2 separate regions of the Mus musculus genome follow, and region 2 is linked to region 1. A link is a loop called in an ENCODE intact Hi-C map of the cell type or tissue named here. Cell type or tissue: gastrocnemius. All regions are shown on one strand.

Region 1 (5,000 bases):
TGTATGTATGTACTTATGTATGTACATATATATGTATGCATATTGCACTTTTGTATGCGTATATGTATGTGTGTATGTATATGTATGTACATATGTATGCACTTACGAATGTGTATATGTGTGCATGTACCTATGTATATGTGTATGTGTGTATGTATGTATATATGTGGGTGTGAGCCTGAGTATAGGGTATGAAACTATAAAGGAGACCAGGGAAGGAGGACAGATATTAAGAAATGGAGGGCCGGGGCCTAGCAAACACAGAAGTGGATGCTCACAGTTAGCTATTGGATGTATCACAGGGCTCCCAATGGAGGAGCTAGAGAAAGTACCCAAGGAGCTAAAGAGATCTGCAACCCTATAAGTGGAACAACATTATGAACTAACCAGTACCCCGGAGCTCTTGACTCTAGCTGCATATGTATCAAAAGATGGCCTAATGCCGGGCGTGGTGGCGCACGCCTTTAATCCCAGCACTCAGGAGGCAGAGGCAGGCGGATTTCTGAGTTTGAGGCCAGCCTGGTCTACAAAGTGAGTTCTAGGACAGCCAGGGCTATACAGAGAAACCCTGTCTCGAAAAACCAAAAAAACAAAAAAAAACAAAAAAAACAAACAAAAAAAAAAGATGGCCTAGTCGGCCATCACTGGAAAGAGAGGCCCATTGGACTTGCAAACTTTATATGCCCCAGTACAGGGGAATGCCAGGGCCAAAAAGTGGGGGTGGGTGGGTGGGAGGGTATGGGGGACTTTTGGGATAGCATTGGAAATGTAAATGAGGAAAATACCTAATTAAAAAAAATCTTAAGACAAAATAGAATTGATGGAAAATGGCTTTGTACTTCTCAAAATGGTTCAAAATAAGGCCAACGTTCTCTTTATGTCACTAACTTAAATTCAGCTAATTCTAATATTGAAATTAGATGTGTTTTGTCATTAAGATATCTTAAAGGGGATTTGATTTATAATGGCATCTTTAAAATTTTTATGACCTGTATTGTGCAACAACTTCTTAATATAAATTTGATAGATTATTCCCACAACTTGACAGAAATACGAAAGACAAACATACAAGTAGCTCTAATCTTTGAAATGTACCAATAGACAACATTTACATACTTGAGAAAATAGCATGTTGAGGGAAAAAACACAAAGAAACCATGTTTTTAATTTGAGGCTCAGCTTGAAATGAAAGGAATTTATGCATATGAGTTTCTAGTTAATAATCAGTCTTAGTTACATGTGCTTATGATCCACTGAAATAATTTAATGGAATTATTGTAATTTACTGACTATTTTCTATATTCCAGCAATCAATTGCAATACTTTGAAACTCCTTGTGTATTTTCCAAAGTCTTATAAGTTATATATGAATACTTATGTGTAAAAAACTAGTGAGTAGAAGATGTGGATGTTTCTAATATTTTAGAAAGAATAAATGAGATGAAAGTTATTTTATATATTAAAATCCCAATAGCATATATGTTGGTTGCAATTTGAATTTAGAAAGTCCAGCTCCAAATACCATTGCCTCACCTAAACTGACATGTACATTGTTTTTATGCAAATATATTGGACAGAGAGTTATAATCTTCTCAGTTGGGTTTTCCTAAAATAAAGTATCTGAAAGAAAAAAAAAAAGAAATGGGGGGAGGACAAAGGGACAGGTGCTGCAAAGGTCAAAAGGAGGCTGCTGGACATGGAGGGACAGGAGGAGGAAGGGGTTAAAGAGGAGGGAGAGGGAAGAACAACAGAAGTAACAATTGTTTGAAAACGTTATAATAAAACCTAACACTGCATGCAAACGATAAAAAAGCAAAGCAACCAACCAACCAAAACTCTGCCAATCCAAAACACAACAATGTAAAACAGAACAAGAAAGCTACTAATGTGAAGTGGCAGGCTTCCTGAAAACATCATGATGGCTGCTTTATATTGTGTTCTTCACAGCCCTTTCTTAAAATTCATACATAAGTCTAAAGATGTTCACAAAATGTTGTTCCCTATAAGGTATTTTCACAAGATGTTTTTAATAAATATTACAGTCACAAGTTCCAAACATGAACACAGTTTCTTCTTTCCATATCCAAGTTATGTGTGCTTCCAAGGGAATCTGTGCTGTTGTGGACAAATGCACATGTACTGATGTGACTTCAGTTAGGTTGCTGAAGGAGCTCTCGCCTCTTCCACAGGATTTCATGGCAGCTGGTCTGCCGCTGTGATTGTTAGGGAGCCGCCTGCGCCCTCTTGTGGACAAAACTGAATCTTCAGGACCTCTGACAATGGGAATACACTCTTTACCATGCCTCTTAAGAGGTTCTCTGTTCAACAGGTTCTTTATTAATTAAATTTGCTCTTTGACAACTTCACCTACGCACATAATGCACACTGACCAATCTCTCCTCTCCCTCCCCCATTTCTCTACTATCCCTGTCTACCCCTCCCTCACCCCAGTCTCTTTACTTTACCAGGGATATCTGTCCTTCTGATGGTATGGAACTCTCCAGTGGGGCCTGATAGGCTCTGCAGTGGGTATACACTGAAGACAGCGACTTCATCCTCTCCCAGAATCTTTCAGAACCTAACAGTTTAGCACTAACGGGTGCTAAGCGCAAACCTCTTTCTAACCTGGATCATTGACAGGCCCAGTCTTGTGTAATGCAAGTTTTGATTTTGTGATTGCAAAGGTTGTGTTAAGCATATGGATGGCATTCCACAGCCCTTTGCCCCGCCTTCCAGCTCTTACATATGTCCTACTCCCTCTTCCTAGCAATCGGTGAGCCTTAAAGCACTAGTATGGATGGATGTCTTGTTTATGGCCGAGCCCTCGACCATTGCTTACTCTCTGCATCTTATGCATTCAGTCTGAGCCATTCTCTGCAGAGGCCTGTCTGACTGAAGCTGAAGAGTAGCTTTTCTTTGGAGTATAAATGTACCTATTCTAAAAGCAGTTTGATGCTATGTTGATTTCGTTAAAGAACAATATTAATCTTCTTCCCCTACCTTGGACCCCCCTCCCCCCAGCATGAGTTGTTAACCAGGATTATAGGTTCCCACCCATCTTGATGTCCCCATTGTTGCAATCGAGACCGGTGGCAGCAGAGTCTCCTGTTACGGTTATGATAAGCAACCTAGAAGCCTGACAAAGCCTGCATTGTCCGTGAGCAGGAGGGGCTCTGGGACCTCCCCGACCAACTCCCACAGAGCTGTTCCACCTGTGGGAGTGGAACGTTTCTGAGTGAGTGACCCAAGGCTGAGAGACCAGATCTTTTGGGTTGACTCCATCTTAGAGAACCTGATCTAAGGTTGAACTCAAGCTTAAATAACAGGCTAGTAACTAGCACTAGTTTCCAGGCCATGCCCCCAACAAGACCTGTGTCTAGCATCAGTTTCCAGATCATTCCCCAACAAATCTGCACCCCCAGGTTACAAGCCTGCCCCTGACACTTCACTTCCTAACAACCACAAATCAGAAGGAAAGCAGAAGTTAAGTTTATGGTTTGGCTCCCAGCACCAGCCAATTATGTTAAAGGCCACAATTCCCCCCACCCCGCCCCCATCAGATGTGTACCAGGCTAGATACCCCTTTCTTGCCTCTATAAATATTTGCCTGAAACTAGACTTGGGGTCCTCTCCCATTCTTCTGCGTCAGAGCTGGTGGTGTGGCCCAAGCTCAAGCTTGACTAAAGATACCCTAATGCTATTGTATCTGAATTGGCTCCTTGGTAGTCTTTGGGTTTCCTGGCACGAGCAACAACATCTGTCACCTAGCCGTGAAGGCAGGCAACTCCTTCAACTTCTCGTGTATTTATTTGTTACAGGAGGGGAGGTTTCCACAGAGGCCTTTACACAGACCCTTCATTTGGAACCCCCCACCCCCACTCCCATCTCCTTAAATCTTCCAGTCCTCCTCCATGCTCAAACCTTTTCATTCCAGTGTCCCCCACCCCCGCTGCCACCTGTGTCCTCTCCACTTTCCTTAAAGCAACCCTGGCTCCAAGTCCCCTTCCTAGTTTCCCGACTCCCATGGGCACTCAGAGATAAACAGTTTGCAGAAAGAATATGTGACCTTTGCCCTTGTTGGCCTGGTTAGTTTATATAACTTCATCTGTTTTTTTGTTTGTTTGTTTGTTTGTTTGTTTGTTTTCTTTTTGTGACAGGGTCTCCCTCTGAAGACAAGATGTAAATAAACTCAAAGAGATCCACCTGCCTCTGCCTCCTGATTGCTGGGACTTGCATAGTGAGTCAGTCAGAGGTATTTAGTGTCAAGCTATCTCCCCTTCTTCTCCCATAAGCCAGTGTTAGGACCCATCTTCCCTTCAGTAACTCCTTTTTGGAGGCTTCTGTCCACACTCTGGCCACTCACTCTCTACCCTAGTGACAGTGCCTTTTGCTCCTTTCAGCAAACTTCAGGGTGACACACTCACAGTACACTGTCCTCAGGCCACTCCTGGGAATCCCAGGGACGTCTTCTCCACCTACTGCAGACATCCACTCCCTGGCTTCCGTTCTCAGTTCTGTGAAATCTAACCAATGTGCCAGATGACCAATTACCGTAATTTCTTTCTCTTTAAGTAATATTTTAAATTATCTGACAATGTCATACATATAACAATCCCCCTCAGTTAGTTTCAGGACTCGCTCCAGGTTCCCCTGGAGGTACCTGTGCCACCCTTCCTGCTGCCTAAGGTACTGGAATAGGTTCATTTTCTCTCCCAATTATAGAAAAGGCAGGAGGGAATGTGTTACTAAAAATATTGGGAGTCCCAGGAGTGCCATCAGATGACACCGGAGAACTCAGGCCTCCTTGAAAAGTTTTCATTAAGAAAAGAATTAAAGAGAGACTTGAATGGATATTCAAGGGTAATGCATTCAGTTTAAAAAGTAAACTCCAGGGCAAGGAAGCTGTACAACCTTGAAGCTGTGTGGAGGACAATGGAGAAGATAAGCCTTGGAGGTGCCACTAACAGGCAGCCGCAGGGCAGGGATGGAGCTCCAGGGAG
Region 2 (5,000 bases), 250 kb before region 1:
ATAATAGTAGGTGTTCAGTAAATACTGATCGAGTAAACTGAATGATAGCGACCTAGGGAACCGTAACCTCATTTGCATATTTTCACTTAATGTGGGAATTTTGAGAATTGTTTAGATCACTAAATTCTTTAATTTCAATCCTTTGTTCTTTCATTTTCTTCTAATAATGTGTTAGGATAGGGCTATCAAGGAAGAGGGACACTGACACTAACGAGCTGTCAGCTGTAGAGAAGGGTTAATAAATCTTTAGCTGTGAACTCTGAGAATGGTGTCTCCTTCCGCAGGTTTTTAACCGACTTTGGTTTCCTCTCGTGAGACCTGGTGCTCTTGCAGTCCTCTCTCATATGCTGCTTAGTTTTCAGCATTCTCCTGAGGCATTCCATGTGGTAAGTACGGTGGAAGCTCTCTGAACCAGAAACGCTTGTTCTCAAAGTATAGCTCATAGTGGATACTTAATGAAAAGACTGTAGGTTAGCTTTATAGCATGTCATGTAACTATAAATTCTTAACAAATTGAGTTTGTAGAATATCCTGACAAAGACAGTATTTTGAGAAAGTTTGTACTTCACCTAAACAGCCCCACTCAACAACCATTGCCAGCAACTGAAGTTACTGCTATAGGGAGCTGTCATCGCAGGGTGCCTTTACACAGTAGCAGTGTAGAAACCTTTACACAGTGGCAGAAACTACAGAAACAAGTTAGCCTTAGGTGTAGGGCTTTTTCTTCTTTCTCAGCCCCTAACTCCATCTTAATGATAGTCACAGTTCTACCAACCACCCAAAGCCAATTGCTTGCTGGCTTTGATTTGATTGCAGTTGTCGGTTACTACATGTGAAGAATGACAGAATGTTATTGGAAATCTGTTTGTTTCAGGAAACTGTCATGTGGTTATCTGCATTCTCCAAGGTCTGACCATGTTTTACAGGAGTAGAAACTCAGCAGCAGCCCCTCCCAACCTGAGGGACACTAATACACCATGACAAGTCAGGAGACATGACGAAGAGCAGAGCTAATTCCTCTTGGTTGTGCGCAGCTAGCAAGGTAGCCTCAGCACCCTAGGCTCACATGGGCTAGCCAGTACCTTGTCCTCGGGGAAATCCACAGACTTTGTTTCAGGGAAACCTTGGCAATAAGTCACTTCATTTCATATTTTGGATGAGTGATTTCTGTAGTAATTGCTCTCATAGTAGTGAAATTGATGGTGAAACCATAAGATTCTCTCTTTATCAAATTACTCAATTTTGAGCTAGTTTACTTAAATATATAAATAAAATGTCTTGTAAAATGTCTACAAAATGTCCTGTCTTGTGACATCATTACGTACAGGATATTTGAATAAAGGCTTCTTTTCTTTTCAAAAGTTGTGGGAAAGGAATTACAGCATATGGCCTTGCACACTGGTGCCTTTCCTTAACCTCTGTGGAGAATCACATAGGCTCTGCTGAACTCTTACTCCCTTTTCTTACAGTTTGTTAAAAGAAGGTACTTCCTTACCTTTTGTATTGTTTTTTTTCCTCTATCTCTTTCTGAAAAAGGAAGTTGAAATAACAAAGTTGAAATGTTTGGCTGAAATTTTAGCTGTTGGATTAAAGCAGTTTTAAATCACCTATTTAAGAAATATCTAGGTTTGAAATTTGAAGTTTTTGATCTAAGTAAAGCCTGAAAATCAAGACCTAGTACTTTGTGAATACTCTGCAAAACTCAACTAAAGCTAGCTTGGAGACCCAGTATGACACTCCGTGTGGGGAGGGGTTTATGTGATGTAGGTACATCTGAGCAGCAGCCTGGGATGAACAGCATACTCGTTCATTACATTTCCTGTTTAGAAATCTGAGAATAATCCAGGAAGTTGTGATAGGTTACAGGCCCAGCTGCCCTGGAACTCACTCTATAGACCAGGCTGGCCTCGAACTCAGAAATCCACCTGCCTCTGCCTCCCAAGTGCTGGGATTTAAGGCGTGTGCCACCACTGCCCAGCTTCATATACTTTTAATAAAAAGAAAATTTTATTTTAGATGGATCTGTGGTGCATAGTTAAAATGGAAAAAAAAAGCAAAATTAGTAATTAAGCTATATGTATTTCCTCAAGTAGTTGAATGAGTATTGCAGTAACTTCTAAATGCATTTAATTTCATACATTAAAATATTTAAATTTGGGGGCTAGACAGATAGCTCAGTGTTTAAGAGCACTTGTTGAACAACCCAGGCTCAGTTTGCAACACCCACACCGTGATTCACAACCATCTGTAGCTACAGTTTCCGGGGCTCTGACACTGTCTTCTGACCTCCCTGGGTATTCACCTTTGTTTCAGGTAACACTCATACACATGAAATCTAACTTGGAATCGTTTAGAAGGCATCAGCCTGCTTGAGTGGCAGTCTACACTGCTGGGAAAGGACTGCATCTCATTTCCTTGTTGGTGATGAGAGTGGCCATTGACAATGTGATAGGAGACAAGACTGCAGCCTGGTTGTGAAGGCCATTTCTCGACTGGAAGAACTTTGGAAGACTTGAAACTATGAAATTCACTTTTAGAGTCCTTTTCTTTCATCTTTCTCCCTTTACCTCTGAGAAAACAAAATAATTTTGGATTTCAGTCTAGTTTAGCAAGAAAGTGACAGATTTTAGTTTTATGAAATTGTCACTGAGATGTGTTAGAAACGTAGAAATGAGAGCCAGGGATATTCTCAGTGATAGAGCACTCTTCTAAGATGCAGGAGTACCTGGGTTGTATCTTCGAGGTGACGAGAAGGGAGGGAGGAAAACCAGACAAAAGAACAAACTCATTAGAATCTGGTAGCTGGCGTGTCCACACCCCAGGCAGCCACAGGTAACTGAGGAAAGCTGATGAGAACACAGCACAAAATCATAAACTGACTGAGAAAGGGGTACTAGGATCAGTGGATCCAAGGGAGGTGTGTTATACCTCAGCAGTTAAGAGCTTGGCTACTATGCCTGTGGATCTGCGCTTAATTCCCAGTACACAAATAGTACTCCACGTGACTGGAACTCTACTTCTGGGGAACCTGATGCCCACTTCTGATCTCTGTGAGCACCAGGCCAGGCACACATGTGGTACATGGATATATGTGCAGGGGAAATATCCAAATGCATAAAGTTAAAATATAGAGAGAAGGTAGGGCATGAAAGTAAGTAGAGTGTGTATGTGTGTGTATGAGTTATCCAAGAAAGCTTTAATTAATAAAAGATTAAAATTTTAAATCATAAATTTAAATTGTGCACTTTTTGTGCCAACTCCTTTCCAACCACCCAATTCTGGAACACCAGCCTAGAAGCTGACAATGTGGTACTATACGCACCTGCTGTAGTATGGCCACATCAGGTAACTGTCATAGAATTCAGGTCTTAAAAGATGGCATAAAAGGTACAATGTGACTTAATGCATTGACACAGAAGAAATCCAGACAGTGCAGGACAGCAATTAACAGTGGTTAATTGCAGAATCTGACCACTGATTGAGGTACTGTTTGGTGAGACAACCCTGATAGAGTAGTGAATACAGTTTATCAGGATTTGGAGCTGCAAAGATATTATGCATAAAGAACCTGGGACACCTTTAGTTCAGAAGTATACTTATATATGGTATCAGATTATGATTAATAATTAGTTGAAAAAATATTCTATCATGATGTCAGCCGTTTCTGTAAAATAGAATTTTCATTTTGCTATCTCTCTCTTTTTTTTTAAAGATTTATTTATTGATTATATGTAAGTACACTGTAGCTGTCTTCAGACACTCCAGAAGAGGGAGTCAGATCTCCTCTTGTGAGCCACCATGTGGTTGCGGGGATTTGAACTCTAGACCTTCGGAAGAGCAGTCGGGTGCTCTTACCCACTGAGCCATCTCACCAGCCCTTGGCTATCTCTTAAATCTTTGATTGTATAAGAGTTGGTATTTAGCAACCATGTCCCCAAAGTACAGTGACTTTCACTCTATCAGAAACCATCAACTGGGAATTGCTCTTCTTCCAAAGATTGGGCCTCTCTGGGACCCCTCTACAGTTCATACTGGAAGTATGACCTGCACAAAACCTGAACAACAGCTTTTCTGCCAAAAGTTGGGCCTCTCTGGGACCCCTCTCCAATTCATACTGGAAGTGCAACTGGCTTGATTTTGTTCAGGTATTGTTCAGGAAACTACAGGCGCTATTAGTTGAGGTGTAAAGCAGTCATGTCATGTCAAAAGTCTGCATTTCACAGCCCCTCCCCTCAACTATAAACTCTGACTTTCTTTGACAACTCTTCTGATGTTCCCTGAGCCTTGGGTGTGGGGAGATTAATAAAAATACTTCATTCACTGCTTTTAAAAAAAAGTTGGTATTTAGACTAATTTTAAGTGAAAGAGCATTATTTTACCATTTACCAGTATTAAATATTTTAATAATGAGCATTATTTTTGGAGCAGCTGTTTTGTTAATAAGGATATGACCTATCTAAGGTATTATTCCTGTTATTATCAAACAATATATTCTTATTAGCTGAGCACAATTTTAGTTACATATAGAGACTTTTGCAGTACACATTGCTATGTACTTTTTTCATTTTTTTTTCAGTTGAAAAATTTAAACTTAACACTAGATGGAGCTCTTTCACTAATTTCAGTTGGGGGATTTCATTGTATTGGTTTTGTTTTTTTGTTTTTTGTTTTTTTTTTTCCGGGAGTTTTAACATTGTTCTGTTAAATAATCTGGTTGGGTTGTGGTGTAACTCACTAATAGAGCACTTGCCTGGCATACACAAGGGTAAGGCTTGAGCCATGGTACTCAAAAGAGGTTTTTAAAAAACAATTTATCTATTCAATAGAATGACCATAGCACTTTTACCTGAAAGTGTTTTTTTTTTTAATGCAACAATGACTGAAACTCCTTTGTACATGTAGTTTGTATTTTAGGTGGATTGTGTGTATAATACATACAGAGATCAAAAGACAATTTACGGGTGTCAGTTCTCTGGATCAAATTCAGGTCCCTAGCATTT

The links. Peaks named below come from ENCODE experiments on the same cell type or tissue, not always from the same donor. Only the 100,000 strongest peaks of a DNase experiment are listed, where the experiment ranks them.
Region 2: it touches region 1 in a loop (4-fold over the local background); 35 of 42 quality-filtered maps call a loop at or near these places.

Annotation. Positions count from the first base shown.
Region 1 is chr8:80,750,760-80,755,759 of GRCm38, reverse strand. No RefSeq gene overlaps it. Among named protein-coding and RNA genes, the nearest start is that of Smarca5, 14 kb to the right of the region's middle. In gastrocnemius, a CTCF peak has its summit at 2,247 (motif pointing left); a DNase peak (open chromatin) is centred at 2,234; H3K27ac peaks cover 1,155 bases.
Region 2 is chr8:80,996,439-81,001,438 of GRCm38, reverse strand. Usp38 (ubiquitin specific peptidase 38) reads left to right here. Exons shown (of 10, transcript NM_027554.2): 4 at 285-386. Among named protein-coding and RNA genes, the nearest start is that of Usp38, 16 kb to the left of the region's middle. In gastrocnemius, a CTCF peak has its summit at 4,605 (motif pointing right); no DNase peak of the experiment used is centred here; H3K27ac peaks cover 1,355 bases.